Linked DNA regions of Homo sapiens: region 2 is linked to region 1. Evidence: chromatin loops called from intact Hi-C (ENCODE). Cell type or tissue: MCF 10A. All regions are shown on one strand. Each heading gives the region's core, and the rest is flanking DNA. Links, peaks and the distances in the headings are about the cores only.

What was found. A loop is a pair of places that touch in the nucleus more often than their neighbours do. Peaks named below come from ENCODE experiments on the same cell type or tissue, not always from the same donor. Only the 100,000 strongest peaks of a DNase experiment are listed, where the experiment ranks them.
Region 2: it touches region 1 in a loop (6-fold over the local background); 3 of 110 quality-filtered maps call a loop at or near these places.

What each region holds. Positions count from the first base shown.
Region 1 is chr17:63,608,047-63,624,026 of GRCh38, reverse strand. TACO1 (translational activator of cytochrome c oxidase I) reads right to left here. Exons shown (of 5, transcript NM_016360.4): 5 at 15,662-15,980. MAP3K3 (mitogen-activated protein kinase kinase kinase 3) reads right to left here and starts at 1,610. Exons shown (of 16, transcript NM_002401.5): 1 at 1,264-1,610. The coding sequence starts at 1,267. It also overlaps the pseudogene FAM136DP. RefSeq lists silencers at 860-909, 1,150-1,209, 1,300-1,689, 2,300-2,369 and enhancers at 12,420-12,920, 12,921-13,421. In MCF 10A, for the core only: a CTCF peak has its summit at 11,621 (motif pointing right); a DNase peak (open chromatin) is centred at 11,616.
Region 2 is chr17:62,665,173-62,679,735 of GRCh38, reverse strand. It overlaps MRC2 (mannose receptor C-type 2), which reads right to left. Exons shown (of 30, transcript NM_006039.5): 3 at 13,469-13,642; 4 at 13,117-13,281; 5 at 12,866-12,979; 6 at 12,203-12,346; 7 at 7,899-8,087; 8 at 7,584-7,738; 9 at 5,566-5,673; 10 at 3,831-3,946; 11 at 3,205-3,353; 12 at 2,250-2,467; 13 at 1,090-1,232. Among named protein-coding and RNA genes, the nearest start is that of MARCHF10-AS1, 34 kb to the left of the region's middle. RefSeq lists enhancers at 7,121-7,190, 7,438-7,938, 7,939-8,439, 8,759-9,517, 9,518-10,277 and 1 more and a silencer at 7,134-7,428. In MCF 10A, for the core only: a CTCF peak has its summit at 7,245 (motif pointing left); DNase peaks (open chromatin) are centred at 7,255, 7,975 and 9,185.

The DNA.
Region 1 (15,980 bases), core at 7,981-15,980:
ACTGTATGAGGGACAGCATGAACTAGAACAAGGCAATTCATTCAAAGCCAGGGTGTAGAGATGGGTCACAAAACAATATCTGGCGAATTTGACATAGCGTACAGTTAACCTCCTACAAAAAGGACTTGACCTTGCTATAGGGCAAGGCAAACATTAAGGCTCCCTCTTCACATGGGGCACTTCACAGAAGCAACGGAACGTTTTGCAAACGATCCTCTCACTGAAGTTTACCCTTTTATTATTATTTAGGGCAATACCAAATATTTTGCAAAACTTGTGACAACAGTATCACAACACCTGTCTGGGCAGGAGAAGTAAAGAACGTTTAAAATGTTATTTCTTAGTCTAGTCCAGTAGTCATTTGCTAAACTACCAAAAAGGATATGGAATATAATTCAACTCAAATGCTACGTGCGGAAGACATTAAAAGCTTTCCTTAGATTACATCTTCACAGTAGAAATTGTAAATACTGACAAAAAGGAAGTGATTTCAGAGAAATTCTTTTGTGTAGCAAATGTTTCTTTCAAAAGTTACATAATTTCAGGGATACCGCAAGAAAAAAATAATGGATTAAACCCCTGCAACGGGATTTTTCAAAAAGTAGGATGTGAATTCTAACTGGCAGCATCCGACCAACTCCTGACCCCCAGCAATCTGCGTGCAGCACGCATTTGTCAACCGCGCGCTTGATCACAGCTCCAGTTTAATCGCCTCCTAGCCGAGCCCCGCACGCCCTCCCCCCTGCGCTGGGGCGCGCACAGGGCTGGAGAGCAAGCCCCGGGAACTCTCACAGGCCGGCCTGTGTGAGCAAAGGGAAGGAAATGACACAGGCAGGAAAAAAAAGCAAATCAAGGAAAAGACACAACAGCAGCTGGGCCTGCGGCAGCCTCCAGCCCGGGCCCCACACTGCGCTCTTGCTCCCCCGCCCTCGGGCTCGCGGTCCGGCTCGTTCGGACCAGGCTGCCCCGCGGAGCACGGGCCCTCGGTCCCGCCGCCGCTTCCCCGGGATGCGCCCGCCGCGCCGCCCAGAAGGAGGGCTGCCGAGCGGGCTCTGCCGGCCGGGCCGCCCCGCGGAGCCAGAACCCCCGCCCGGGCCGCGGCGCGCGAGCGGGGCGGGCGGCCGGCCGGCCGGCGGTCCGCAGCCCCGGGCCGGGCGGGCTGTCCATGCCTGTCAGGCGGTGGCCCAGGGTCCTCCTCCCTCAGCCTGGGGCGGGGCGTCGCGAAGCAGCGCGGGCACAGGCCGGGGCGGTGGCGACACTTACCCATGGTGGCGATGGCGGCGGCGGTGGCTAAGGTCCGTGAGTGTCACCTCCGCAGCCGGGGCTGCATGCCGGGGGCCCGGGCGGCGGGGACGGCAGCGGGCCTGGCTCCGCGCGGGGGGCGCGGGCTGCGCTCTGGGCCCCCGCCGCCTCCCCAGGCTCCGGCTCCGGCTCCGCCCGCGGCCGGGCGCTGTGGCATCGGCAGGGTGGCCCGCTACATCCCGGGCGCTCCTGGGCTCGGCCCAGCCCGGCCTCGGCGGCGCCGCTCGGCCCGCCCGCCCGCCAGTCCCTCAGACCCGCAGTCTCTCCGTCCGGCCACCGTTCTCCACCTCAGGAACGCTCCGAAAAACAAACCGCTGGTCGCGCAGCTCGCCCCCCTGTCTGTCACTCACGCCGGCCCCCACCAATCCCAGGCAGCCGCTGGGCCGTCGCACCACCCCCACCCACCTCACCAGCCAATAACAAGAAGGAAGTCGGCAGCCCCCGCCGTCCCCCTCCAACTCTCTCCCAACACCCTAACTCTCAGCGGCCAGCTAATCATCAGCACCACACGATGAACCAATCCCGCCTACTCTCACAGGATGCCAATGGGCGAAGCCAAGGCGGTTTCCGAGGGCTGTCTAGCGCCTGCCAATCATCGGGACAGCGCCCGGCTCCCTGCGCTGTTAGCCAATCACGTAGAGGCCTCTAAGCCCCCGCCTCTGCGCATCCCTCTCTGGTGCTGTCTCCCTCTCTTGGGAGAGATTGGGAGGTGTTGGTTGTTCCAATCACAGCTCCGGCGTGAGGCTCCGCCCACATTCCCACCTCCCGTCAGTCACCGAAGGCTCGGCGGGCGCGCGGGCTGGCGCAGTTCCCCGCCGGCTACTTTAGGGCTGGGGTGAGGAGTAGGCGGCTGCAGGGGGCCCTCAGGCCTTCCGCCCTCCGGGTTCTCGGAGGCCCCAGCGATCTGGGTGGTTCCAGAGGGTGGCGTCCTGCTCCTCCCCGTGCCCAGCACAGGGCGTGTAACGAGTGGGGAGGGTCTGGCCTGAGCACTTCCCGGCGCGCGGCCACCTCTGCGGCCCCATCCCCCGACTGGTCCTCCGGTCCCGACGCTGCTCTTGCCCCGGGCAGGGGCGGCCGGCCCAGCCCAGCTTTCCCTGTCTCACACCTCCAGGGCCACACCCTCTGGTCTAGGTACCTCAGACACCCGAGGCTGGGATAGTGCTGGCATGTGGGTCCCTGGAAATCTGAGTTCCGCCAGAGGTTCTTTCAGAAAATAACTTTTTTCTTATAAAAGCAACACGAGCTTTTTGTAGGAAAATTGAAAAATGCAGAAAACTATGAAAAAGAAAAGATCCCACCCCAGAGATAATCTATTTCCTACCTAGATAGGCGTTTGACAAAAATGGCTTTGTATTGTTTTGTAGTATGCTTACATTTTATTCTGTTTTCCCGTGCCACCAAATATCCTTCCAAAACAATTGTACTGATTGCATGATGTTTCAAAATTAAAGGCACCATAATTAATTTCCCCAACCTTTTCATTGTTCAACATTTTATACACTCAGATCTTCAGATTCCAAGTCCACCACAATTAATGTGGGCTCCTTTCTCCGGCCTCTGTTCCAGTGTAATATGTCAGGCTCCAGAATAATCTTCCTCAGATGTCATTGTCCACTGTCCACTAAGAACATTTAGTGGTGGCTTTGCCTTGAGTGTCAAATCCCTTAAGAATTACCTTGGGCTCTCCCCTATTTCTTTTCTTTTTCTTTTTTATTTTTCGAGATGGAGTCTCACACTGTCGTCCAGGCTGGAGTGCAGTGGCGCGATCTCGGCTCACTGCAACCTCCGTCTCCCGTGTTCAAGCAATTCTCCTGCTTCAGCCTCTCAAGTAGCTGGGATTAACAGGCGTGCGCCACCACGCCCGGCTAATTTTTGAATTTTTAGTAGAGACGGGGTTTCGCCATGTTGTCCAGGCTGGTCTCGAACTCCAGACCTCAGGTGATCCGCCAGCCTCGGCCTCCCAAAGTGCTGGGATTACAGGCGTGAGCCACTGCAAGCAGCCTCCCTTATTTCTTTACACTCATCTCCGTATATTTAATCAGCCCCCTTGTCCTGTTTTCTTTTTCTTCCAACAAGCTTAAGCCTGCCATATTCCCACTTGATTTGGTCTCTACCCAGTTTACTGGAGTTCCTTAACTATAATAATCTCTATTCTTGAAAGCGGGGATAAAGGGGAAAGAAAATTAGTATTTATCAATATAACAGGCACGTCATTGCATTTAATTTTTCCAATAACTCTAAGGTTATTATGCTAATACTGTGGGCATTTAAATGATGAAAGTGAAGCTTAGAGAGGTTAAGCACTGTGTCCAAGTAGTGGAGCCAGGATTCATACCAAGCCTGTGTGACTCCCAAAGGCCATGTTCTTGCACTAGGCCAGTGTTTCTCAACCTTTTTTTCATTATCCACCCCTGCCAGGAAAAAATTTTAATTTAAATTACTTAATTAAATTTAAATTCTCCCTAAGAAGAGAAATTAAATACTAAGGAATAAGATTTTGTCAGGTAGAGTAGAGCCTTTGTAAAAAAAATTTTCTGTAGAGTTGGGGGTGTCCCACCATTTTGCCCAAACTGGTCTCAAACTCCTGGGCTCAAGCAATCCTCCCACCTCAACTTCCCAAATTGCTGGAATTACAGGTGTGAGCTGCCATGCTCCTTTCTGTTTTCCCAATTGCTAAAGCACAGATGCTGCTCGACTTACCATGGGGCCATGTCCAGATAAACCATCAGATGAACAATCGTTAAGTAGAAAATGCATTTAATACACCTGACCTACTGAACATCATAGCTTAGCCAAGCCTATCTTAAGCGTGCTCGAACACTTAAGTTAGCCTACAGTTGGACAAAATTATCTAACACAAAGCCTATTTTATAAGAAAGTTTTGAATAGCTCATGTAATTTACCAAATACTGTACTGAAAATGAAAAACAGAATGGTTGTACTCAAAGCACAGTTTCTACTGAATTGTGTGTTGCTTTTGAACCATCATAACGCCAAAAATCATAAGCTGAGGCCGGGGCACAGTGGCTCACACCTGTAATCCCAGCACTTTGGGAGGCTGAGGCGGGTGGATCACTTGAGGTCAGGAGTTCGAGACCAGCCTGACCAACATGGTAAAACCCTATCTCTACTAAAAATAAAAAATTAGCTGGGCGTGGTAGCGCACACCTGTAATCCCAGCTACTTGGGAGGCTGAGGCAGGACAATTGCTTGAATCCGGGAGACAGAGGTTGCAGTGAGCCAAGATCATGCCATTGCACTCCAGCCTGGGCAACAAAAGCAAAACTCCATCTCAAAAAAAAAAAAAAAAAAAAAAGGTATAAGCCGAACCATAGTAAGTCAGAGACCCTCTGTACAAACCTAGGAGTGTTCCTTGATTATTCTCTCTCCCTGACACCCATATATCCAAACATGCAGCAAATCTTTTCAGCTCCCACTTCAAAATGTATCTGAATCAGGTCGGACGCAGTGGCTCACACCTGTAATCCCAGCGCTTTGGGAGGCCAGGGCAGGTGGATCACCTGAGGTCAGGAGTTCGAAACCAGCTTGGCCAATATGGTGAAACCCCATCTCTATTAAAAATATAAAAATTAGCCAGGTGTGGTGGCCTGTAATCCTAGCTACTTGGAGGCTGAGGCAGGAGAATCGCTTGAACCTAGAAGGCGGAGGTTGCAGTGAGCCGAGATTGTGCCACTGCACTCCAGCCTGAGCAATAGAGTGAAACCCTGTCTCCAAAAAAAATACAATAAAAATACACACACACACACACACACACACACACACACACACACACCTGAATCCAACCACTTCTCATCCCACCCCCCTTATCCAAGCCACCACCTACTCTCCTGAATGACTGCCCCAGACTCCTATCTGGCCTCCATTGTTTCCTCTGTGGCAGCCCAACAAATGATTCCCCAATAGCAACCAGAGTGATCCCTGTAAAATGTAATTCAGATCACGCCACCCTACCCCCTGCCCACTGTCAGCCCTCCAATGGCTTCCCTCCCATCACACTCAGAATAAAACCCCAATTCTTTGTCATGACCTGCCAAGCCCAATAGGAGCTGGCCCCTCCATCCTGTCCCTCCATCACTGTCCTCTAGCTACTCTGGCCTTCTTTCCATTCTTTGAAACTACCAAGCCAAGATGTTCTCATTTCTGCAGTTTATTCAAGTCTCTGCTCAAACGTCTGCTTTTAAGTCATTTCTTATCACCCCATCCAAAATGACCCCTCCCTTCCATCATTCTGTATTTGTATATTTTTTCCTTGTTTTTTTTTCTCAGTGGCTAAAATTATATATTTATTTGTTTGCTCTACTCCAACTACCACAAACATAAGGTATGCAGGAGCAGGAATTTTGTCCTGCTTACTGCTCTATCACCAGCACTTAGAATAGTGCCTCACACATGGAGAACCGCAGTACATCTACCTGAGTCTTTAGCTGAAAACAACCTTCTGATTTACCTTCTACCTTTCTTACAACTGCCTTCTTTGTGGCTTCATTTGCACTGTCGGTGTCTCAACCAGCCATCTCAAACATTCCCATACTGCAGTTACCATATGCGCTGAGGATTCCAGAATCTCAACTGTGTCTCTAGCTCAGGGATGTCTTTCTTCTGAACTCCACAGACATGGGTGTCCCACAGGAACCTCCAATTTTGGGTCCAAACTGAAACCATTTTCCCCCATAGTTCTGTATTTTCTCTGTCCCTCTCCAGTTTCCCAAGTTGGATACCTTCGAATGATCAGATAGCTCTTTCTCTCCATTTCTTTCCCCCACAGCCAGTCTTGAACAAGTCTCCAATCTGTCCATCCCTCTCCCATCCCATTTTACCACCCTAGCTCAAACCACCAAAATCTCTTACCTGCATGACTTAAGCGTAACAGCCTCTCAACATATATTCACATCACAGATTGATCTTTCTGAAATGGACACCTGATTCTGCCATACCCTCCCTAAAAAGTTTCCCATCACCCTTAGGATAAGTCATATATGTGAATGTAGTTAAGAAGGTCCTTCAGGACCCAACCCATACCTTCTTCTTCAGCCACACGTCCTTCTATTTCCACCTTAACTATAATAGTTAACCCCATTATTCAAATTCTATGCCCCAGCCACATAGAACCACCAGCAATTCCTCAAATGTGAATTTCTCTTGCTTCTATACCTCTGCGTGTGCTATGTTCTCTGCATGAAATCCTCTTCGCTTCTGCTTCCACCTCCATTCTTTTTTTTTTTTTTTTTTTTTTTTTTTGAGACGGAGTCTTGCTCTCTCGCCCAGGCTGGAGTGCAGTGACGCAAGCTCCGCCTGCCGGGTTCATGCCATTCTCCTGCCTCAGCCTCCCGAGTAGCTGGGACTACAGGTGCCCGCCACCACGCCTGGCTAATTTTTTGTATTTTTTTTTTAGTAGAGACGGGGTTTCACCGCGTTAGCCAGGATGGTCTCGATCTCCTGACCTCGTGATCTGCCGCCTCGGCCTCCCAAAGTGCTGGGATTACAGGCATGAGCCACCACGCCCAGCCCCCACCTCCATTCTTTCAGGGAAGAGCTAAGCCTATACAGCATTCTCCAGGAAGCCTTCTCAGACAGACAACTCCAAGTCCGGGTTAAGGCCCTCAGACATGCTGTCAGAGCACTGGGTACTTTCTTCATCAAAGCATGTGTCCTGCTAATAATTGTCTTTAACCAAGTATGTATAAAAAGGCCAGGTGTGGTGGCTCATATGTCTATAATCCTAACATTTTAGGAGGCTAATGAGGGAGGATTGCTTGACGCCAGGAGTTTGAGACCAGTCTGGGAAACATAGTTAGACCTCGTCTCTACAAAAAAAATTTAAAATTATCCAGGTATGGTGGCGTGTGCCTGTAGTCCTAGCTACTCAAGAAGCTGAGGTTGGAGAACTGCTTGAGCTCAGGAGGTAAGGCTACAGTGAGCTATGATCCTATCACTGCACTCCAGCCTAGATGACAGGGCCAGACCCTCAAACAAAACAAAACAAAGCAAAACAAAGCAAAACAAAACAACCAAATTAAGCATAAAGACAGAAGCTGCTTTCAAATCAGCATGCCTCTCATCTTTCATAGCACATTAAAAAACAAATATTTGTCAAATGAGTAAGTGAACCTCAAATGGAGATGTTAGTAACTGAATGTAATTTCCATAATGTTCCCTTTTAGGTATATGCAGTATTTTATCTTCTTTTTTTTTTTTTTTTTGAGACGGAGTCTCGCTCTGTCACCCAGGCTGGAGTGCAGTGGCGTGATCTCGGCTCACTGCAAGCTCTGCCTCCCGGGTTCACACCATTCTCCTGCCTCAGCCTCCCAAGTAGCTGGGACTACAGGCGCCTGCCACCATGCTTGGCTAACTTTTTGTATTTTTAGTAGAGACGGGATTTCACCGTGTTAGCAAGGATGGTCTCAATCTCCTGACCTCATGATCCGCTCACCTTGGCCGCCCAAAGTGCTGGGATTACAGGCATGAGCCACTGTACCCAGCCGAAAATTCTTTTTTGAGACAAGGTCTTGCTGTCCTCCAGACTGGAGTACAGTGGCACAGTCATAGCTTACCACAAGCTCAACCTCCCAGGTTCAAGGGATCCTCCTGTCTCAGTCTCCTCAGTAGCTGATACTACAGGCTCATGGCACCACACCTGACTTTTTATTTTCATTTTATTTTTGAAGACAGAGTCTTACTCCATCACCCAGGCTGGAGTGAAGTGGTGTAATCATAGCTCACTGAAGCCTTGACCTCCTGGGCTCAATCTTTCCACCCCAGCCTCTCAAGTAGCTGGGACTACAGGTGCACACCACCATGCCCTGCTAACTTTTGTATGTTTTGTAGAGACAGGGTTTTGCCATGTTGCCCAGGCTGGTCTTGAACTCTTTCGGCTCAAGCTATCTGCCCGCCTCAGCCTCTTGAAGTGCTGGGATTACAAGTGTGAGCCACCATGCCCGGCCCTAGCATCTTTTTTAAAACAGACAATCCAAATGCCCATTGATAGGAGACTGGTTAAATTATGACACGTTAATACCAAAAAAGTTATGTAGCTATTAAAAAGAATGAAGAGACTTCTCCATACTAATACTAAAAGGTAACCAGGATGTATTGTGAAGTGAAAAAAAAAAGGTTAAAGCAAAGTATATAGCATGATCACTTTTCAGTTTTAAAAAATGCTCATTCAGGCCAGGTGTGGTGGCTTATGCCTGTAATCTCAACACTTTGGGAGGCTGAGGCAGAATTGCTTCAGGCCATGAGTTCAAAACTACGTATCAAGACCCTGATATGCCTGTCCAACATACTGAGACTCCATGTCTATTTAAAAAAAAAAAAAAAAGAAGCTGGCCAGGCAAGGTGGCTCACACCTATAATCCCAGCATTTTGGGAGGTCAAGCTGGGAGGATCACTTGAGCCCAGGAGTTCAAGACTGGCCTGGGCAACATGGCAAGATCCCATATCAATTAAAAAAAAATTTTTTTTTTTTTGAGACAGAGTCTTGCTCTGTGGCCCAGGCTGGAGTGCAGTGGTGCAATCTCACTGCAACCTCTGCCTCCTGGGTTCAAGCAATTCTCCTGCCTCAGCCTCCCGAGTAGCTGGGATTACAGGCAAGCACCACCCAGCCCAGCTAATTTTTGTATTTTAGTAGATGTTGTGTTTCACCATGTTTTCCCTAGGGTGGTCTTGAACTCCTGAGCTCAGGCAATCCACCTGCCTCGGCCTCCCAAAGTGCTAGGATTGCAGGCATTAGCCACCATGCCTGGCCAAAAAAATTTTTTAATGAAAAAAAAAATGCTCATTCACACTTAGAAAAAGGCCAACATTTATTGAACACTTAACTATTGCCAGGTGCTGTTTCAAGTGCTTAACATATATTAACTTAATTCTCAAAACAGCCGCATGTAATCGGTACTATCATTACCCCCATTTTACAGGTAAAGAAGCATGTACAAAGAGGTTAAGTTCTTGTCCAAGGTTGCTAGCTGTTGGCAGAGCTAGAATTTGGTCCCTAGCAGACTGGCTCCAAAGAGTGAAAAAATATAAATCGTTAATGGTGGTTGTATCTTAGGAGGTAGAATTAAATGGGAATTTTGTTGTTGTTGTTGTTGTTATTTATTTATGTAAGATTTGCCTTTTTAAAGACAATAAATGTTACCTTTTGGGCATACACAAAAAATAAAAAGAACAAAGAAGTAAAAATGCTATCCTGTTCACTGGCTGGACATAGAATAATTTCAGTTAAGAGTAGTGTGGCACCAGGCTGATGGCTCATACCTGTAATCCCAGCACTTCAGGAGGCCAAGATGGGAGGATCACTTGAGCCCAGGAGTTCAAGACCAGCCCTGTCAACATAGCAATACCCCATCTCTTCAAAACATAAAATAACCGGGCATGGTGGCATGCAAGGAGGCTGAAGCAGAAGGATTGCTTGAGCCTGAGAGGTTGAGGCTGCAGTGAGCGATGGTTGTGCCACTGCACTCCAGCTTGGCTGACAAAGACCCTGTTACACACACACACACACAAAAAAAAGAAAAGAAAAGAAAGAAAGAAAGGAAAGGAAAAGGAAAAGAAAAAGAGTATTGTGGATCTATCATCGCATTCCCTTTTGCCAGACTTATTTTCTGTGAAGAGAATGTCTCCAGAAGTGTCTTTGGGGATTCAAATAAGTCTGGGAATTGGGGGCTCTTCGAGTTTGAAAATTTATTGACTGCTATAAGTTTCAGAGAAAAAAAAGTAACTCAACCACATGGCTGAATTTCCACAGTTGGTTGGAGGCACAGCCTTTGCTGTTCCTCTTGGATTCAGCCAGGGCCTCTAGCAGAGGGGAGGTGGCTACGCACAAGAGTGCTTCTTATAACAGTCAAGACTGTGAACAGAGCCTATCACAGATACTTCTGTCCCACTAAAAGGACACTTGAAGGTAAGCCCAAGGTGGCTTCAAGACCTTGAATAATTTTATGTTGCTAAGACAATAACCAAAGATAAGGCAAAGCAAGCCAAGCCAGCACTGGACCTCATTCCTCTGACTTTAACATGCATCTGACTCCCAGACTCTCAGATGCTGTGAGACTAGCTTTTGGTTTTTTTTTAATTATGTCACCTGATAAAAGTAAAACATGGGGGCTGGGCACAGTGGCTCACACCTATAATCCCAGCACTTTGGGAGGCTGAGGCAAGAGGATCCCTAGGAGCCAGGAATTCAAAACCAGCCTTACACAGGAAGACCCCATCTCTCTCTCTCTCTTTTTTTTCTTTTTTCGGTGAGACGGAGTCTTGCTCTGTCGCCCAGGCTGGAGTGCAGTGGTGCGATCTTGGCTCACTGCAACTTCCGCCTCCTGGGTTCAAATGACTCTCCTGCCTCAGCTTCCCAAGTAGCTGGGATTACAGGCGCCCGCCACCACGCCCAGCCAATTTTTATATTTTTAGTAGAGACGGGGTTTCACCACATTGGCCAGGCTGGTCTCGAACTCCTGACCTTATGATCCACACACATCGGCCTCCCAAAGTGCTGGGATTACAGGCGTGAGCCACCGCGCCCGGCCGGGAAGACACCATCTCTTAAGAAAAGAAAAGAAAGAAAGAAAAAAGGAAAACATGATTACAGAATATAAAGCTCAGTAATAACATCACTACCCTGAGATAACCTGTTTTGATATTTTAGTACATTTCCTTCTAGTCTTTTTTAAAAAGTTCATATATATAATATGTTAAATAAATATATACATATCTATTTCAAAATTTGGACCACACTATACATGTAGTTTTGTATCTTTTTTCCCACTTAATGTTATATTCTAAACATTTTCTCTGACAAAAGATTCTTTAAAAAATAATTTTTAGTGGCAACATAATACCTTGGCATATGGATGTAACCATCTTTAATGTTTTTTTTTTGAGACGGAGTCTCGCTCTTGTGCCCCAGGCTGGAGTGCAATGGTGTGATCTCGGCTCACTGCAACCTCCACCTCCCGGGTTCAAGTGATTCTCCTGCCTCAGCCTCCTGAGTAGCTGGGACTACAGGCGCCTGCCACCATGCCTGGCTAATTTTTGTATTTTTAGTAGAGACGGGGTTTCACCATGTTGGCCAGGCTAGTCTCGAATTCCTGACCTCAGGTAATCCACCCGCCTCGGCTTCCCAAAGTGCTGGGATTACAAGCGGGAGCCACCGCACCCGGCCGTGACCATCTTTATTTGAATAGCTCAGGGTCTCTTTTCCAGATCTAGAGACAGCAGAACAAATTCAAGAAGGGTTCATTTCTGCCTTTCCTATTAACTGCAGGAGAGAGACTGCAGGGCACCACTAGGGGTCAGTGCAGAGCCATCATCACAGGAGCCTTTACTGTGCCTTACAGTAAGCATGTCTTGATGTAAGATAATTGGTTATGCAACAATCCATATTAATAAAGATTCTATATGCTACATTAGAGATCTATTCACATGACTAGCCATGTTCCCTTTAAGAGCAGACTCCCTTAGTACAGATTTCTCAGATTATAAATAAGATTCCTCCAAATTAATTTCCAAAACAGAGCTATTTTATAAACACCAAGGTCTATCAGTGTAAGACCTGTTCTTTCCTGCTTGGTATGAGATCATTTGTGCATAAAATACTTGGCCAAAGTGTTTTATAGGTTTGTTGGGAAAATCAAATAAATAACATGTAAACGTATCTTACAAATTATGAAGCCACATATAAACGTAAATTTGCTCTTTTTTAATGATAAGCAATTCAGATATTTGGGCAAGTGGCATGACCATGGATTATTTCACTGGTTTTCTTCCTCGTAGCCCTTGCTCTCCAGCTATTGACATCAGTGTGGAGTCAGTAATTCTTTTCTTAGAAGCTGAAGTTATCATTTACAGTAAATTTGGTTTTAGTTCTTTGTCATCCTTATTTACCTGAAGCTCCTTCAGGAAAATTACTCTGAGCTCAGAATTAGCTTAGATAACTTATAAATAGGTGTATAACAGGGATCAGAAAGCCACTCTAGGCCTGACATGCTTGACAGGCTCTGACGCAGGAGGTGGGAGTTCCTGGCCCTTCTAAACACAGATGTGACTATTAGGAGCAAAAGGTACCAAGGGCCCTATTTCCCACTGGCGAGGCTTCTTATTCAGCCCTCACTCTTCTTTCTGTTCACGTTTCCTCTTCAGTTCTCAGTGCCACATCATTTGGCATCAGAGATGAAAAGGATCTAGGGCTGGTTGTTCTCAGAACCAAGAAGCTTTCAAAACCAGCTTGTGGTAGCCCTTCTTGAGAGCAGCTCAGTCTTCTCATTGGTTCACTCTGACCAATCCCAGGATGCATAGGGACCCAGGCAAAGCAGGCCCTAGTAAGTCCCTTTTTTTTTTTTTGAAAGACAGAGGCTGGGCGCCATGGCTCATGCCTGTAATCCCAGCACTTTGGGAGGCCAAGATGGACGGATCACCTAAGGTCAGGAGTTCGAGACCAGCCTGGCCAACATGGCCAAACCTGGTCTCTACTAAAGATACAAAAATTAGCCGGGGTGGCACGGTGCAGGGCGGTATGGGGACGCCATGGCAGAGCTGCAGCAGCTGTGGGTGCAGGAGGTGGTGGACTCCATGGTGAAGAGTCTGGAGAGAGAGAACATCTGGAAGATGCAGGGTCTCATGTTCCGGTGCAGCACCAGCTGTTGTGAGGACAGCCAGGCCTCCATGCAGTAGGTGCACCAGTACATCAAAGCACTGCCATGTGCCTCTGGCTCAAGCCCGGGCTTTGCTCACCAGTGAGTTGGAGAAGTTCCGGCACCACCTGGCCCGGTGCGCCATGCATTGCAACAACAAAGCCAAAGATTCAATGGATACTGGGAGTAAGGAGCTTCAGGTGAAGCAGCAGCTGGACGGTTGTGTGACCAAGTGTGTGGATGACCACACGCACCTCATCCCAACTATGGCCAAGAAGATGAAGGAGGCTCTCTTATCCATTGGGAAATAACAGTCTTTGCCAGTGGCCACTGGGGCTGAGGGCAAGAATATATTTTTTATAAGGAATTGGGAATTTTAGTCTTTTAAGCAAAGTTTATGAAGAAATGAAGGATGGCCACAAGTGTAAGACATATGTCACTTGCCTCTGGACACTGGTTCTTTTATGTTTCAGTCCTAAAAAATGAAATGGAAAAAAGTGGTGCTAAATTGGGTCAGAGATATTACAGGAGAGTTTTAGAGCTTATATATCCTATGGCCAGTGCTTGTCCTGCCAGTAAGGATCTCCCCTGTAACAAGCCAGAGCCCTCCAAGGCACTAAACTCTTCTTATTACACAGGTACCAACAGGCTGGCAGGTTAGAGTTGGTGGAGTTTGAGGAGAGATATTTTCTCTTTGTTGCCAACATCCTGTTTACCAGAAGTGTCACCACACCATTTTCCGTAAGCTGTGAAACAAAATCCATGAGGTCACCCGCTTAGAAGGGCAAAAAAGTTTTCTGGGTCTTTGTTTTCTTGGTTTTGTGTAATTTATACAAGGCGATACAAATTGATTTTAAGATGTGGAATTGGGAGGGAGACTAGTTTGGATAAGAACTTTGAAAGTTTCCTTGAGGATCCCCATTTCTGGTCATCAAGATGTAGATGTAGATTTCTTAAAATTATTACATGCTGCATCTTTCAGCCTGGAGACCATGCAAAAACATGAGAGGTGATGACATACTAATTATGGGAAGCATAATTACTGGCTGATGGGCCGAGGCTGTGTGTAGCAAAATGACAGGACAATCTTGCAGTAACACTTTCCCGGTGAAGAGAAGGGGGTTTTGATTGTGATATATACTAGTATCTAGAAATGAACAGTAAAAGAAGAGCAGTTGGCTACTTGATTATAACAGAGTTATGAAGTACTGGATTTGGAAAAACCTGGTTTTTATAGAACGGATGGAATGAAAGCCTAAACCTAGCACTGCCTACTTAGCCCCCTGAATTAACAAAGCACAATTGAGACAAACCCTGGCAACAGGAAATCCAAGGAAGAAAAAGTAAGCAACTTGGGCTAGGATGAGCTGACTCCCTTATAGCAAAGGAGAGGCAGACCCCAGTACCAAAAACCATTTTTGCCTGGGGCTTTCGCAACTTGCAGTGTTCCTGCCCCGGCATGGCACGTTATTGTTTTGATAGCAACCTCATTGTATTTTCATCAACTTACTACTTGAAATGATAATATAGCCTGTCCATTTGCTGCTTCCAGGCTGTGTTATATTTTCCCGGTGGTTTGCTTTTAAAAATAAATAAAGTTTAATTTTCTCCCCTCCCCCTCCACAAAAAAATTAGCCGGGCATGGTGGTGCCTGCTTGTAATCCCAGCTACTTGGGAGGCTGAAGGAGGAGAATCACTTGAACCTGGGAGGTGGAGGTTGCAGTGAGCCAAGATCATGCTACTGCACTCCAGCCTGGGCCACAGAGCAAGACTCTGTCTCAAAAAAAAAAGAGACAGACTCAGCCGGGCGTGGTGGCTCATGCCTGTAATCCCAGCACTTTGGGAGGCCGAGTGTGCAGACCACTTGAGCTCAGGAGCTCGACACCAACCTGGACAACATAGTGAAACCCCATCTCTACAAAAATATATATAAATTAGCTGGGCGTGGTGGCATGCACCTGTAGTTCTAGCTACTTGGGAGGCTGAGGTGGAAGGACTGCTTGAGTCCAGGAGGTCAAGGCTGCAATGAGCTGAGATTGTGCCACTGCTCTCCAGCCTGGGCAACAGAGTGAGACTCTGCCTCAAAAAAAAAAAAAAAAAAAAAAAAAAGAAGAGTTCTCACTCTGTCACCCAAGCTGGAATGCAATGGTGCAATCATAGCTCACTGTAGCCTTAGACTCCTGGGCTCAAGTGATCCTCCCGCCTCAGCCTCTCGAGTAGATGGGATTATAGGTGTGAGCCACTGCCAAGTCCCTTATCACTGGCACTTGATTTCCTACTGGGCTAGAACCTTAAGCTGTTTGGTGAAAGAAGGGCACAGAAGTCACACAAAGAGAGCAACAGATGCTTGCACAGCAGCTCACACTGCCCTGGGACAGCTCCAGTAAAGAGCAGTCCTGTGTTCAGGTCCTACCTTCTAGAGCAGGATCTAACACAGGACACCAGTTGAATAGCTTATGCTCTAGATAAGTACAGTTCTTGGTATATAGCTAGTGTTCCAGAAATATTAGTTGCATGAATGAATGACAGGTTTAGGCTGTAAGACCAGCATCAGACCATGGAGTGCCTGGATACAACTACATTTCTATGGCCAATTAAAAAAATAATCCTGGGATTGGAGTAGTAGAGCTAAGCCTAGGGACTTGAAAGTTAGTCCAGAGGATCCCAACAGCTGGACACAAACTCAGGAAGACTCAAGAGCCATACAACAGCAATGCAGCAACCAATAATCACCGTTATTATTAAGAGCAGTTTCTAGTACAGAGCGCCTCAGGGCACTTACAATCCCCACAGAGGCCAGCTACCCAACATCAGAGTCTGACCAGCTGGGTGGTCCTGCCCTGCATCCGAGAGGGTGTCGGGACACTCATCCAGATGGCTCTGAGACAGCAGCAGAGCTGACAAGGAGGCCCCACAAGTGAGATTCCTTTGGCTTCAAGGTCGCAAGTCCTGTCCTTGGGCCTCCTGGCCTGCTGAGCCTCCCACCGGCTTTACCCTCAGAGATTGCTGCAGAAGCCTGTGTGCTGGAATGGG
Region 2 (14,563 bases), core at 2,310-10,309, 940 kb after region 1:
TGCCCCCTGTCCCTTGCAGCTGTGACCGGGGCAGCCCCCAGGGCCTGGGGCCTCTCCATCTGGGCTTCACATTGACCCATCGATACAGCGTTGAGGTCACTTCGGTAAAGTTCTCCCCACAAGACAGAGCTGGGGAGAGCTGGACCAAGCCATCCACTCAAGGGGCAGTGGCCCCTCCCCTTTGTTTGGGTTCCTTTTGGGTGGGGGTGCCCTGTCCAGCAAGATTCTGCAGGCTTTTACTTTACGGAGTTTAGGAAGTTCAGATGAGGAGGTGGCAGGGATCTACGGCTCTGGAGTTAAATAAACCTGGATTCAAGTATCCGTTCACCCATGAACTTGGGCAAATAACCTCTCTATCAACCCACAAGGGTCAGGGGTTAACGTCTGCTCCATAGGGTTGTCGGGAGGCTTGAGTGAGGACTATATGTTTAGCACAGTGCCTGGTACGTGGTGAGAAGTGATGACCATGAGCTATTGTAATTATGAGACAAATAATGTAATTTCAATGTTTGCTGAGAGGAGAGATCCCTTCAATTAAGCTATCAGGAAGCCCAGATCCATCTCGATTTTCCCAGTGCTAGGGGATTCCACGTGCTAATGCTCAGAGCCCAGGACAGAGGTGGTGTCTCAGAGGGAGGCCCATGGGCAAATCCTCATAGCTGCGGCCTTTCTCCTCCTATCTCTCAGGAAAAACTGTGGATTGAGGAGTGTGGGTCATTGTAGGATGGTGTAAGGTGAGGGGAAACACTTGCCAGGACCAGCATGTGGGAGATTTTGCAATGGGGTGGGGGGTACATATGTAAGTTTGTGGGTCTGTTGGAGCATTGCTGGGGGGATGATGGTGAGCAAAACACAGTCTCCTATGAGTGCATGGATCACACCAGCCTGTTCTCCCAAGATGCCAGGGCACCATGGCTACTTGAGTGAGGACAAGATGGTCCTGGCACCAGCAGCAGATGCAGGCCTCCCTGGGGTCACCCACATTCTGCCATCCCCCTGCTCGCCCAACAAAACCAAGGGTCTGTCGGCCATGCCTGCTCCTACACGTGTGCGGGTGCCCTCCTAACACGCCTCAGCCCGGCTCAGTACCCGAAGATCTTGTTGAGCATGTTGGCCACAAAGTGCTCCTCCTCGTAGCTGGCCAGGCTCAGCAGCTGGGCCCCCAGCTCCTGGCAGGCCCCCTGGGCCTGGACCCAGCTCTTCTTGTCCTGCAGCCGCTCTGAGCTGAACACCTGCAGGGGCAGAGTCCAGCTGTCTAAGCTGTCCCCACTGGCCCACCCCTCAGGGGGCACCTACTGCCTTTCCCACCATGGCAGAGGAGGGGCCTGGAGCCTTACTGGACAGGGGGCTAAGGCTAGCTAAGGACAATCCTGTTCATCTGCAGAGGTCTGGGGAGGGGAGCTGGCACAGTCACCTTCTGGAGAGGGCCCCTGAGCCCCATCCCCTGACCAGCAGGGAGATCTGGGCTCTAATCCCAGCAGAGCCACAGCTTAACGTGGGTAAGTCCCTTCTTCTCCCTAGACTTCAGTTTCTGTGCATAATAAAAGACCTCGGACTCTGCCAGTGGCTCCCAAACCTAGCGTGATTAAAAATACAGATTACCAGGCCCAATCCAGACCTAATGAATCTAAATCTCCATTGTGACAGCCTAGATTTTTATCTTTATTTATTTATTTATTTATTTTTGAGACGGAGTCTCGCTCTGTCACCCAGGCTGGCGTGCAGTGGCACGATCTCGGCTCACTGCAAGCTCCGCCTCCTGGGTTCATGCCATTCTCCTGCCTCAGCCTCCCGAGTAGCTGGGACAACAGGCGCCTGCCACCACACCTGGCTAATTTTTTGTATTTTAGTAGAGATGGGGTTTCACCATGTTAGCCAGGATGGTCTCGATCTCCTGACCTCGTGATCCACCCGCCTTGACCTCCCAAAGTGCTGGGATTACAGGTGTGAGCCACTGCGCCCGGCCAAGATTTTATTTTTATCAGGTTCCCCAAGCAATTCTGAAGAACAGCTAGGCTGGCCCCAACATTTGGGAACCTCTGAAATCAATGATCTGTGGTTCCCTCAATTCCTCAAATGATTACTGAGCACCAGGCCTCCAGATTCCATGGACAAGTCTCACCAGAAATCACCCGTCTGCAGCCTGGTGTGTCTCTGGATTGTGGCTGGTCCCACTGGGACCTCCATCCAAACTGTCTCTTTGCTCCTGTCCTCCCCCTGCCCCCTACCCGGCCAACAGGCTGCCCTACCTTATAGCAATACCGGAGTTTGGTGTCCGAGGCCCAGCCCTGGGGACAGGAGCCAGTGAGGCTGGGCGTGGGATCTGGCCCCGGCAGCTCCGGCGTCACTGGAGTGCCCAGGCTCTGCCGGCAGATGTAGCGGGCCCGGAACGAGGTACAGTTCTTCACCTCCCACAGCCCCATGGCGCTGCCAGTGGCCAGCGCCACGCAGCCCCCACGGCTGTACCCTGAAGGAGAGGGAAGGGAGACCCAGGCTCTGAGAAGGATTCATAGTCTGGTCCTCCCTCACATCCCGGCAGGGCACTAGCACGGCCCTCACACTGGGAACCAGCTTGGCCACCTCTTCAGAGACATGCTCTCTGGGGTTGGAGCCAGGAGGGAGGAAGGGAATGGAGGCAGAGCCCTGGCTCTGGGTTCACCCACTGTGAGGGCTCAGGCAAGCTGCTTAACCTCACCGAGCCTGCTTCATCATCTACCTCATCAGGTTATTGAAGGGGTTAGAAAGATAATGAATGTGAAATGGTAATAATAGTAATAACAAGCACTTGTATTGCGCTCAGTATTCTGAACACATTTTTTAAATGAGTCCAGATAGAGAAGAGATTATTTGTTTCTTTTTTGTGAGCCCAGATAGAGAAGTAATCTAGACACTTTACACACATTAACTCTTTACACATATTAGCACTTTACACATATTTAAGACTCATGTCATCCCTATGAGGAAAGGATCATTATTCCCACTGGACAGATGAGAAAACTGAGGCTCAGAGGATGCACAGCTAAAAGATGGCAGAGTCATGATCGGAGCCAGGCAGTTTGGTTTCAGAGCTTGTGCTCATAGACACTACACCACAGTGCACCAATGATCTGTTTATGGGGAAGCCCTGGGGCTCGGTGCTGGCAGGGCCAGTCCACCCTGGCCTCCCTCCTCGCTTCACCAAGGCAAGTCAAATAAGGGGCTCACCGGGCTGGTCCCGGTTCCAGTGGGTGTACATGACTTCATCCCCACTGAGCCAGAAGAAGGAGCCGGTGCTGTTGAGGTCCTGCAGGGCCGTCCAGAAGTACTCGCCCTCCCAGTTGTAGATGAGGCTGCTGACGAAGGCCTGCTCGAACCTTCAGGAGACAGGCTGGTCAGGGCAGGGATCTCCCTGCTTCCCAATCCCCCAGTCACAGGCCAGACGCCCTACCGTGGGAGCTCGGGTGCTGCACCCGACCAATAACTTGCTCAAGAAAGCAGGGACGCCTGGGAGCCCTGCAGCTGATTTATGGAACCCCCAGCTGCCCCTTCTATTCTCTGCACCCCTTGCTTTGCTGAGAAGAAAGTAGAGAAAATCAGACACAACCAAGGCCTCTCTTTCTCAAGTATCCAGCCCACACCTGTGCCTGCCCGGGCCCTGCCCTACACTGGGGTCACTTAACAAGTGAGAGTCATTCTTCTGACAAGATTTTAAAATGCCCTGGAGCCCACTGAGGTTCACAGGACTCCAGGTCCCTCTGGGCATGATGGCAGATGCTACCCTGTTTGCTGAAGGGACCACAATAGGCCCAGACATGGGCAAGGGCTAGTCAGGGCACCCGCCCCTGCTGTACCTGTTGGTGATGGTGACCAGCTGAGAGCCATGGTCAGTGCACAGGCGCCGGGCCTCACTGTAGGTCACTTGGTCTTCTCCCAGCCAGTAGCAGGATGGGCTGTGCCACGTCCAACCCTGGCTCAAGAGTGGACAGAAGAGGGGTGTCTGTAGGGAAGATGACTCTCCACCCTCACCCATAAATCCTGTGGTGGGAGATGCCATCAGGGACATCACTGAACGTGCTCAGGACGGAGGGGACTGGTTTGAGTACTGGGCTGTGTTCTGCACCTCGTTTCTCCACATTCCCCCTCCACCATCACCCACAGCTGTGGAAGCTGGGGTGGAGGCCCAGCCCCAGCGTGGCTGATTGGCAGGCCACCAGCGACCGGCCAGTGACCCGGCTCGGGAAGATGAATGGCCCTTCAGGCTCCTCTCTTGGGCATTTAAACCAAGAGACACAGTGGGGAAATTACTGTTGGCTGGGAAACCACAGCTAAAGGCTGGGGAGAGCTGCCAGGATGGAGAGGGGATGGGCAGTCCTCGAGGGCCTGGCAAAGCTGGAGTCGGCGCAGGATGCTCCTGGCCCGGGGATGGCAGGAGGGGCTCAGAGACGAGACCCTGGCAGGCGAGGCTGGCAGGAGCCAAGGCAGAAGAGAAGCAGATGTGGTATGTGTGGTGGGGGCCTCATCTGCTGGCAGGGGCTGTGCCAAGACCCCTGGTGATCCTGGGCTGTTAACCATGGACCCTCAACACTCCCCACACAAATTCCAGGCTGGCCTTGGTGCCAGAGAAGTTGGTAATTCCTCTCTACTCCTCCCTTCACCTCTTCGCAGCCATGACACAGCCCCTGGGCCAGGCACTGTCCTTGCCAGTCCACAGACTCCGCAGCTGGGCTCTGCTCTCCCCTCTGCTTCCTCGCCCATGGGGCCATGCCTGTTAGTGTTTCCTGCTCATTTTCTGGGGGAGGCTTTGGGGTCCAGGTGGGTGTGGTAGGGGCTTAATCCAAAGGAAAACAGAGTGAGGAGCCAGCCTGGCTGCAAGGGGCTGCTGGGGGGGGCCAAGGGCCAAGCAGTGTCTTTTAGAAGCAAGCTCCCCGCACCCATCACAGCATTTGCACCCCTGCTCCACTCCCTGGAGGAGGAGAGGGTCTGTCACCCCCTCACACCCTCAGTCACTCACCCCCCACTCACTTACACAGCTTTCATTCCTTGACACCCCCCCCCTCAACCTCCCTAAACATCCTCTAGAAGCCCACTGGGGCTGGGAACACAAGGAGGGGGAAGGTGCAGCCCCACCCTGAGTGGCCTCACTCCTCCAGGGGAGACAGACCAGCACACGCCCTGTGTCAGACGGCAGAGGAGGGGGAAGTCAGGACTGGCGGTGCACAGGGGCCACACTTCACTTCGGCAGCCACTGCTTGACATGACTAGGCTGGACTCTGAGGGGGCACTCGGGGGTAGACCAGCCCCCACCTCCCTGTTCTCTGCTGTCTCGAGGAAGTGGCTTCCCCCATGGGGAGGGACTCAGGACTGGGCTGGGGGTGGGGAGCTCTGCTTCCTCCCAACAGCGCCCACCCGTCCCATCCCATCCAGTATCACTCCTTCAATAAAGGAGCAGTTTGGAGAGCTCAGGGAAGGGGGTGCCGACGAGAGGGCGATGCCATGCGAGGCAGCAGGAGTTCATCCACCTCTCCCTCCCCTGGTAGCCCCTCTGACAGGTGGCCCCACTCAGGGCAGCTCCAGAAACACCCTCACCTTCCGGCAGCCATGGTCCTCCTCGGCGGCCCCCTGGCTCAGCTGGCCTGCCTTCTTGCAGATGGATGGCAAGGACTGGTTACAGGGACTGTCGTTCCAGCGGCCTTCCTACGGACACAGGGTGAGGAAGAATCTCAACCCCCACCTCCCCATAAATCTCCCAAATCCTTCTTGGAATCTGGTTCCTAGAGCTGGCCCTGTCTCTGACTTACTGTGTGATTCTGACATGTCTGTGTCCCAGCTGTGCAATGGGGAAGGCGGGATGAACCCATAAGCCTCACAGGGTGGATGAGAGCACAAGCAGTTCATGTGCAAACGCCTTGAAACTTAACAAGCATTGTCTAAATGGGAAAGGCATCCTGGCCCGGCGCGGTGGCTCATGCCTGTAATCCCAGCATTTTGGGAGGCCGAGGTGGGCGGATCACTTGAGGTCAAGAGTTCAAGACCAGCCTGGCCAACATGGTGAAACCCCATCTCTACTGAAAATACAAAAAGTTAGCCGGTTGTGGTGGTGCATGCCTGTAATCCCAGCTATTTGGGAGGCTCAGGCAGAAGAATCGCTTGAACCTGGGAGGCAGAGGTTCCAGTGAGCCAAGATCGTGCCATTGCACTCCAGCCTGGGCGACAGGGTGAAACTCCATCTCAAAAAAAAAAAAAAAAAAAGGAAAGGCGTCCTTTTACATTATTGATAACTCGTTTTATAAATATCAAAAACAAACTGGCTAAGATTGTTAGAGTAACTGATGGCAGGATAGACAGCTTGGATTCCCAAGGCGTCTAGCTAGTGCCTGCAGGGCCAGAGTGTGCAGAGGCCAGTGTGCCCAGACCAGAATCTCAGCTGATGAAGCTGAGGAGGAATTTAGTCCTCGGCCCCTGCTTCTGTCTTCGCCCTCCCCAGTATCCACAGGCCCCCAGCCAGCAGTATGTCTGTCTCTAAGCTCCATTCTGAGGGCAGGCGTGTTTGTGTATCCTAGCACCCAGAAAAATGACTGGCACATGGTAGATACTCAATACATAATTGTTTTAAAATTCTTAAATAGCATCCCCTAAGGCAAATGACTGCCACTACAGTCCACAGCACTGTTTGCAGTATGTGACAGCAGAACATCCTGTCTGTCCCTAGGAAGGGTGGTCTGTGTCCCTACGGCTTTCTCCTTTTTATTTTATTTTTTTTTTTTTGAGACAGGGTCTTGCTCTGTCACCCAGGCTGGAGTGCAGTGGTGCAATCTCAGCTCACTGCAGCCTCTGCCTTCCAGGTTCAAGCGATTCTCTTGCCTCAGCCTCTGGAGTAGCTGGGATTACAGGCATCTGCCACCACGCCTGGCTAATTTTTGTATTTTTAGTAGAGATGGGGTTTCACCATGTTGGCCAGGCTGGTCTCGAACTCCTCACCTCAAGTGATCCGCCTGCCTCAGCCTCCCAATGTGCTGGGATTATAGGCATGAGCCACCACACTCAGCTGGCTTTGTCCCTTTTTTAAGGGTCTTTCATCTCTGCTTGAAGCCCTCCATCAATTCCTTCACTTACACCACATCTAAGCCCAAACCATGGCAAATTGTCATAAAACCCAACAATCTCTTGAGATGACAGGACCCTGGACTGGGTAGAGCACTGGGGGCGAGGGCTGGCAGAGTGCAGCCCTGCTTGCAAAGTATCTGCACATAATGTGGGTTCTGATGCCACCTTCTGGCAGGGAAGGGCAGCTGGGAGGAGACCAAGAATGCGCCAGGCACTGTGCCTAAGGTTTCACGAGAATTAACTCCTCTGATCTCCCCAGTGACCCTCTAGTAACTTGCCCAAGGTGACTTGGCTACTTGGAGGTGGAGGTGGAGGTAGGATTCAAGCCCCGGCAGTCTCTCACATGGAAGGGAAGGCATTGGTGGGGAGGAGGGGGACTGCTGAGAGGTAAGAGGTTCCAGGCAGGTTCTGATAGTAACTAGGATGTCCTTCAGCTGGGGTGGCACCTGGAGGTTGGGGGTGTATTTTGTGGCCCTGTGATAGGGAGAGGGAGATCTCACCGGGCCCCAGATGGTGACACAGTCCTCCAGACTGTCCCGGAAGTTGTTGGGCTCAAAGGGGTGCCAGTGGGTGAAGCTCACAAGGCTCCCGTCAGACCACTCAAAATTCATCTGCAGTTTCAAATCGTTGAGGCCGATCCACAGCTCCTCCACCTCTGGGGGTGCAGCAGGAGAGGAGGGGAGAGAAAACATTGAGAGGTCAGCCTCAGCCACCAGTAGGGAGGAAGGAACATTCTCTGAGGCTCCTGGACAGGATGGGTGGGGCAGTGGGAGGCCCTGCCCTCCACCCAGACACGTGGGCGGGCAGCTCCTCACCTTGCTTGATCTGCTTGGTGATGAATTCCAGCTCCGCCATGCTGTGGATGCTGACCAGGTCGCCACCGCCCCGTAGACATGCCTTCTTGGACTCCTGCCAGCTGCGCTTCTCGGCCTGCAGGCGGTAGCAGTGGCCCTGGAAGGGCTGCCAGCTCGGCTCGCACTCCACCTTCACATTGGCCCACCTGTCTGCAGAGACCCATGAGGCTGCTGCTCAGGGACTGAGCCGCCCAGTCTGGGAACCAACCCACTGGGTTGACGTCAACACAGGCGAGGCCTCCCAGTCACCTCCTCTCCAAACTCTCCCAGATCAATCCCGGTCCCCACCACAGGTCTTGGAAATGCTAAAAAAACACAAAACTTTACAGGGCTGCTGGAGCCCCGGGACAGAGACCCAAGTCGTGGTGGCAGATTCCACCCAGGACAGAACACTTCCTCTGGCTGTGGCTCTCAGAATACGATGGGTGGGCCAGGCATGGTGGCTCAGGCCTGTAATCCCAGCACTTTGGAAGGCTAAGGCTGGAGGATTGCTTGAGCCCAGTAGTTCAAGAACAGACTGGGCAACAAAGGGGAGACCCCATCTCTATAAAAAATAAAAAATTAGCCAGGCATGGTGATGTGCGCCTGTGGTCCCGCTACTCAGGAGGCTGAGGTGGGAGGATCACTTGACCCGGGGAGGTCAAGGCTGCAGTGAGCCATGATTGCACCACTAAACTCCAGCCTGGGCGACACAGCAAGACCTTATCTCAATCAATGCATCAATCAATCAGTCAATAAACGATGGGTAGAAAGGACAAACCAGCCCCATGAACCTCAGTTTCTCCCTCTGTAAATGGGGTTTCCTGCTATGAGATTCAAGCTTGGCTTATGGCCCCCTGCCTAGTAAATGGAATCACTGTTATTCTCTCAAATAACATTTATTGAGCACCCACTCTGTGCAGGTCTGGGAAGCCCAGGAGGGAGAAAACTGGGAAACGGGACCTTGAGCCACTAATGGGGCCCAGGCAAGCCCACCAGGAATCTGAGGTCTTGGTGGACGGGCAACCGAGAACATTAGGAGGTGCTCAAAGTCACTACAGATCGGCCCCATCCCCCAGCTGGGACTCCTTCCCCGCTCCTAACTCCTAACCCTGAACCCCAGGGCTGAGAAATCCACCCGTCCCAGGCCCTCCCTTGCCCCGATTTCCATGCCTTTCAGGTTCACCTTCTAGGGGTTGGGATCCGAGGGCAGCTGAGGCAAACAAGCCCTTACTTGGTCTTGGCAAGAGAAAACAGGACTTCACCAAACCACCCACAGTGTCATGCTCGGGCAGGATTCTGCCTAGTCGGGCAGGAAACTGCGCGCCCACTAGAACACGGCCTCAGACTGGGATTCCAGTGGTCCAGCCACACCTGCTCCTGGAGACCCGGCAAAGCTGGGCGGACTGAGAGCCCGGTGGGCTCGCTCTCTGGCTCAGGACCTGTCAATCATCTCTTGTTAGCCAATGAGCTAAGACCTGAGGCTGCCGCCCCAGACAAGCGGATTTTAGTGGCTGCTGAGACCCGAGGGGCCTCAAGGACCGGAAGGGAGCTTGGGAAATGTGGATGCTTTGGGGACACGACGGGGCGCCTGCCTTCGAAATGACAGGACTTAAGTGATGAGACCGGGAAAGCAGAACCTGCCTAGAATATGCCTCGTGCAGAGAGATATGGGCTGGGCAGAGGGGCGGAAATCCGAGGCCTTACATCTGTCTGCAGGTCCGGGAAGACCCAGAGGACAGAGGACTTGGTAAGGGGCCACAGATAGGCTAGGCATGCCCACACCCGGGCCTCCCAGCGGGCCCCTTCCTTCAGAAAGGTGCTTGTGGGAGGACTGGACTAGGGCCCAAGGCTCCCTCCAGCTAGAGGTGGAGGTGCCCTAGATCGGGTTGCTGACGTTTCAAGCTTCTGCTCCTGGCCCCTTACGGAATGGGAGATAAAGCAGTGGTCAGCAGTCCTGAATCAGGCCAGAGCCGTGGCTCACGCCTGTAATTCCAGCACTTTGGGAGGCCGAGGCGGGTGAATCACTTGAAGACAGGAGTTCGAGACCAGCCTGGGCAACATGGTGAAACCCCATCTCTAAAAATACAAAAAAATTAGCCGGGCGTGGTGGCACACTCATGCCTATAATCCCAGCTACTCGGGAGGCTGGAGCATGAGAATCGCTTGAACCTGGAGATGAGAATCGCTTGAACCTGGGAGGCGGAGGTTGCAGTGAGTGGAGATTGTGCCACTGCACTCCAGCCTGGGCGACAGAGCGAGACTCTGTTTCAAAAAATAAATAAATAAAAATAAAAATAAAAAGGCGGGGTGCGGTGGCTCACGCCTGTAATCCCAGCACTTTGGGAGGCCGAGGTGGGCAGATCACCTGAGGTCAGGAGTTCAAGACCAGCCTGGCCAACATGGTGAAACCCCGTCTCTACTAAAAATACAAAAGTTAGCCGGGAAGTAGTGATGCCCGCCTGTAATCCCAGCTACTCAGGAGGCTGAGGCACGAGAATCTCTTGAGCCTAGGAGGCAGAGGTTGTGGTGAGCCAAGATCGCACCACTACACTCCAGCCTGGGTGACAGAGTGAGACCCTGTCTCAAACAAACAAACAAAAAAACCAGTCCTGAGTCGATCATTGGCAAGACTTCCATGGTCAGGAGCAGAAGTTTTGCTCTGTAAACTCTTTACTGTCTGTAGTTAGTGTTGTGTGTGTGTGTGTGTGTGTGTGTGTGTGTGTGTGTGTGTTGCCATATTTTCTTTGTAAAAGTCTCCTCACCACCCCACAGCTTCGCAGGAAACTGCACAGCCCCTCCAACCTACACCACAGTAAACATCCACAGCCAACTACAGAAAAACTCCTTCGTGCCAGGCCAGATCTCCAGCCTTCCTCACAACAACCTTGCAAGGGGGGTGGCTTCATTCTCCATTTGCAATGAGGACTCTGCACCCCAGAGACTAAGCTGCTTGCCCAGGGCCACACAGCAGTAAGGGGCAGAATCCCTAAAGCAGACCCTGTCCATTGCCCCAACTCCTCCACGAGGCCCCTAAAGCTGTCTCTATGATCACAAACGAGAACCAGACACTCCCTGGCTTAAACATCTTCAAAGGCTCCCCACAGCCTACCTGGCCCCACCCAAACTTGGCCCAGCAGCCAAGACCCTGCAGAGACTGGCTGCAACCTGCCTCTTCTTCACCATGCCCTTTAAGCCAGGGCTTCCCAAACTGTGTCTGCACATGAATCATCTGAGGATCTTGTTAAATGCAGGTTCTGATTCAATTACTCTGGGGCGGGCCTGACTGTGCATTTCTAACAAGCCCTCCGGGGATGCTGTGCTGCTGGTTGGATGACCATACTTGAAGTGGTTAGAATCTATACTCCACCCAAACTGCAACAGGCACCATCCATTTTTTTCTTTTTCTTTCTTTTTTCTTTTTTTTTTTAAATTTATTTATTTATTTATTTATTTATTTTTTGAGGCAGGGTCTCGTCTCGCTCTGTTGCCCAGGTTGGAGTGCAGTGGTGCAAGCGAGGCTCACTGCAGCCTCAACCTTGCAGGCTCAAGCAATCCTCCCACCTCGACCTCCCTAGTAGACAGGCGTGCATCACCACACTCAGCTAATTTTTTAAAAATATTTTGCAGAGACAGGGTCTCGCTATGTTGCCCAGGCTGGTCTTGAACTACTGAGCTCAAGCAATCCTCCTGCCTTGGCCTCCCAAAGTGCTGGGATTATAGGTGTGAGCCACGGTGCCCGGCCATCACTCACCACCCCTTAAAGCTGCAGTGTAGTTCTAGGCCTCCACACCTTTGCATATGCTCTTCCCTCTGCCAGGAATGCCCTTCCCCCACACCTCTTTATATCTTTTAAACTTAGACTCAATTTGAAAGGCCCAAATCAAATGTTATTTCCATAAACCCCTCCTTAACTCTCAGAAGCTGAATCAGTTTCTTCTCTATGCTCCTCTAACACTGATCCATATTTCTATAATCACTCATGACCTGGGATAGTCTAACTGCATTGAGATGTCTGTCACCTCCAGCAGACTGTGGTCTCTACGAGGTAACAGTGGGTATTGCCAGCATTTAACACAGATCTCAGCACATGTTCCCCAAATGAATTAATGACATATTCCAATTTGCTCAGACTTTAACTGAACAATGAAATAAGAGTCAGAGGATCCAGAGTCCCCTTGTGCTGTGGTGGTAACCGGAGGAGAGGCTGGGCCTGCCACGGCTCTGTGGCTGTGTCCCTGGCCCTGGGAGCCCCTCCCCACCCTGCGGCACAGTCCCTGGCTCACCTGGAGGGGTGGGCTCGGCCGTGGCGTTGGGCTTCTTCTTGCACACATAGGGCAGCGCGATGCTGCAGTCACGGTTCTGCCAGCCGCCCGAGGACTCAGTGCGGATCACTCCACAGTTCTCCTCACTGGGGTTGTCCGGCTGGTCTGTGGGGAGGGCAGGGCGCCAGCACCCCCGGAGAGAGAAGCTCACACCGTGGCTCCCGGGGCCCTGCTCAGAACCTCCTACCTCCCTCTGCTCCCTCGGAAGCCTGAGCCAGTTCGGGAAGCCTGGTGCTCAGCTCCAGCTCCGCCCCAGACCACGGGGTCCTCCGCGCTTTCTAACCTGGGTGCACGTCGCCTTGAACCTTCTACCCAGTAACCAGTACCAGCCCCGCCCCGGCCTCCCCGTCCAGGCTGCTGGGTGCGCTGGTGCCCGCTGCCCACAGGGGTGGCTGAAGAGGTGAGTGGAGGCTGGCACCCAGTCCATATGCACCAAGACCTTCGGCCTGGGGCAGCGCCGCCCTACATGGGCTAGGGGGGCGCAGTCTGGGGAGGGGGGTGGAGGTCGGTGCTTCCCCTACCCACACTGCCCCTCTGCAGGAGGACATGAGGAGAGGAGTCCATGGGAGGCCAAGAGCCCGCGGGGCCCCTATGCTGCCCTGCGCCCCCAACCTTGTGCCTCACCACTCTCCCAGTTGAGGTACTTGAGGGGCGAGTTGTCCGACCACTGCCAGCCTCCGCTCGTGTCCAAGTCATTCAAGCCGATCCACAGGGTGGAGCTGTACCCAGTGAGGAGGCCTGACAGCAAGGAGGGACACTGAACAGGGGATCCCCAGCCCCAGCCTCCCCCGCTCCCCATCGCCCTCTCCCCAACCCACAAGCGGAAAGGGCCCGGGCCCTCCAGAGGCACGAGCAGGCATCAGGCCCCGGCTCACCGTTGATGTAGGTCTGCTCGTGGATCTCCGTGATGCTCAGCAGATCCGCACCCTGCTGCTCGCAGCTGGCCCAGGCCTCCCTCCACGACAGCGTGGACTGGAAGTTAAACTGGTAGCAGCTGTCAGTCAGCTGGTCCTTGTCCCAGAAGGTCTCGCAGTCGTTACCTGCCACCACGACAGCCCTCTCCTTCAGGCCCCCTCCAGGGTCCCTCGGGAGTGCAGACCCTCCCCCACCAAAAGGCTACACTAGGTAGGGGAGGGGGCAGTATCTCACCCTGGGCCCCGGGGCCCCTCAGCACCAGCCTCCCTCCAGGAACACTGCCCCCGCCCCCACGGCTCCAACAGCTCTCACTCTTGATGGGGCAGAAGCCCCAGCGCTCGTCTTTGCCGTAGTCCTGGGTGGTGGCACACCACAGGTGACCATCCTCGCGGCCCGTGCTGGTGCAGCCGTGGAACCACTGGTTGTCATATTTGAAGGGGATGGTGCACGGCTTTCCGTGGGAGTTTCCCTGGATGGTGTAGACCTCTGCAGGGGGTGGACAGGGGCCAGGCCCTTGGCATCTGGACACCAGAGGCTGCCAAGCCCCTCGACCCTCAGGAGAAATCCCCTAAAACCCAGAGTGCTGGGTGTTCACAGGGATCAGCAGGTGGGAGAGGCAATGGCACCCCATAGTGGCTTTAAGGCTTCTTCTGCTGTTGAGTCAGCCCAGGAACCAGAGAGAGGTCTTGCTGCACACCTCATAGGGCTGGGAAGGGGCTCCCTAGTACCCCTAATCCCATCCAAACTCCAGCTGGGCAAGAGGGCCTCCAAGTCACCCACAGAGGGCTGAGCCCGGTGGAATCTCTGCTCAGCTACCCAGCCCATGGGCTCTGTGTCCCCACAAAGTTCTATCTCGGAACTCAGGGGGTCTCCCAGGAAAGGCCCCCCCAGGACGGGGCTGTCCACCACAAGAGGCCAGCCCCTCACATGGTGACTCTGGTCCCCATTCACCACATGCAAGACAGGCATTAAGACAACATGGGGGGCTACAATGGGGTTTCACCTGGAGAGTGGGCCTGGGGGAAGGGAATTTTCATTTAATTTTATGTTATATACTTGTATACTATTTGAAGACTTTACAAGCATGTATTTTGCAATTTTTACAAAAGTAAATTAAATGCTTTGAAGTTAATTTTTCTTTTTTCTTTTCTTTTCTTTTTTTTTTTGTGGGGGGGGGGACAGAGTCTTGCTCTGTCACCCAGGCTGCACAGTGCAGTGGCGCAATCTCAGCTCAGTGCAACCTCTGCCTCCTGGGTTCAAGCGATTCTCCTTCCTCAGCCTCCCAAGTAGCTGGGACTATGATGGGCATGCTCCACCACACCTGGCTAATTTTTGAATTTTTAGTAGAGATGGGGTTTTTCCATGTTGGCCAGGCTGGTCTTGAACTCCTGACCTCAAGTGATCCAC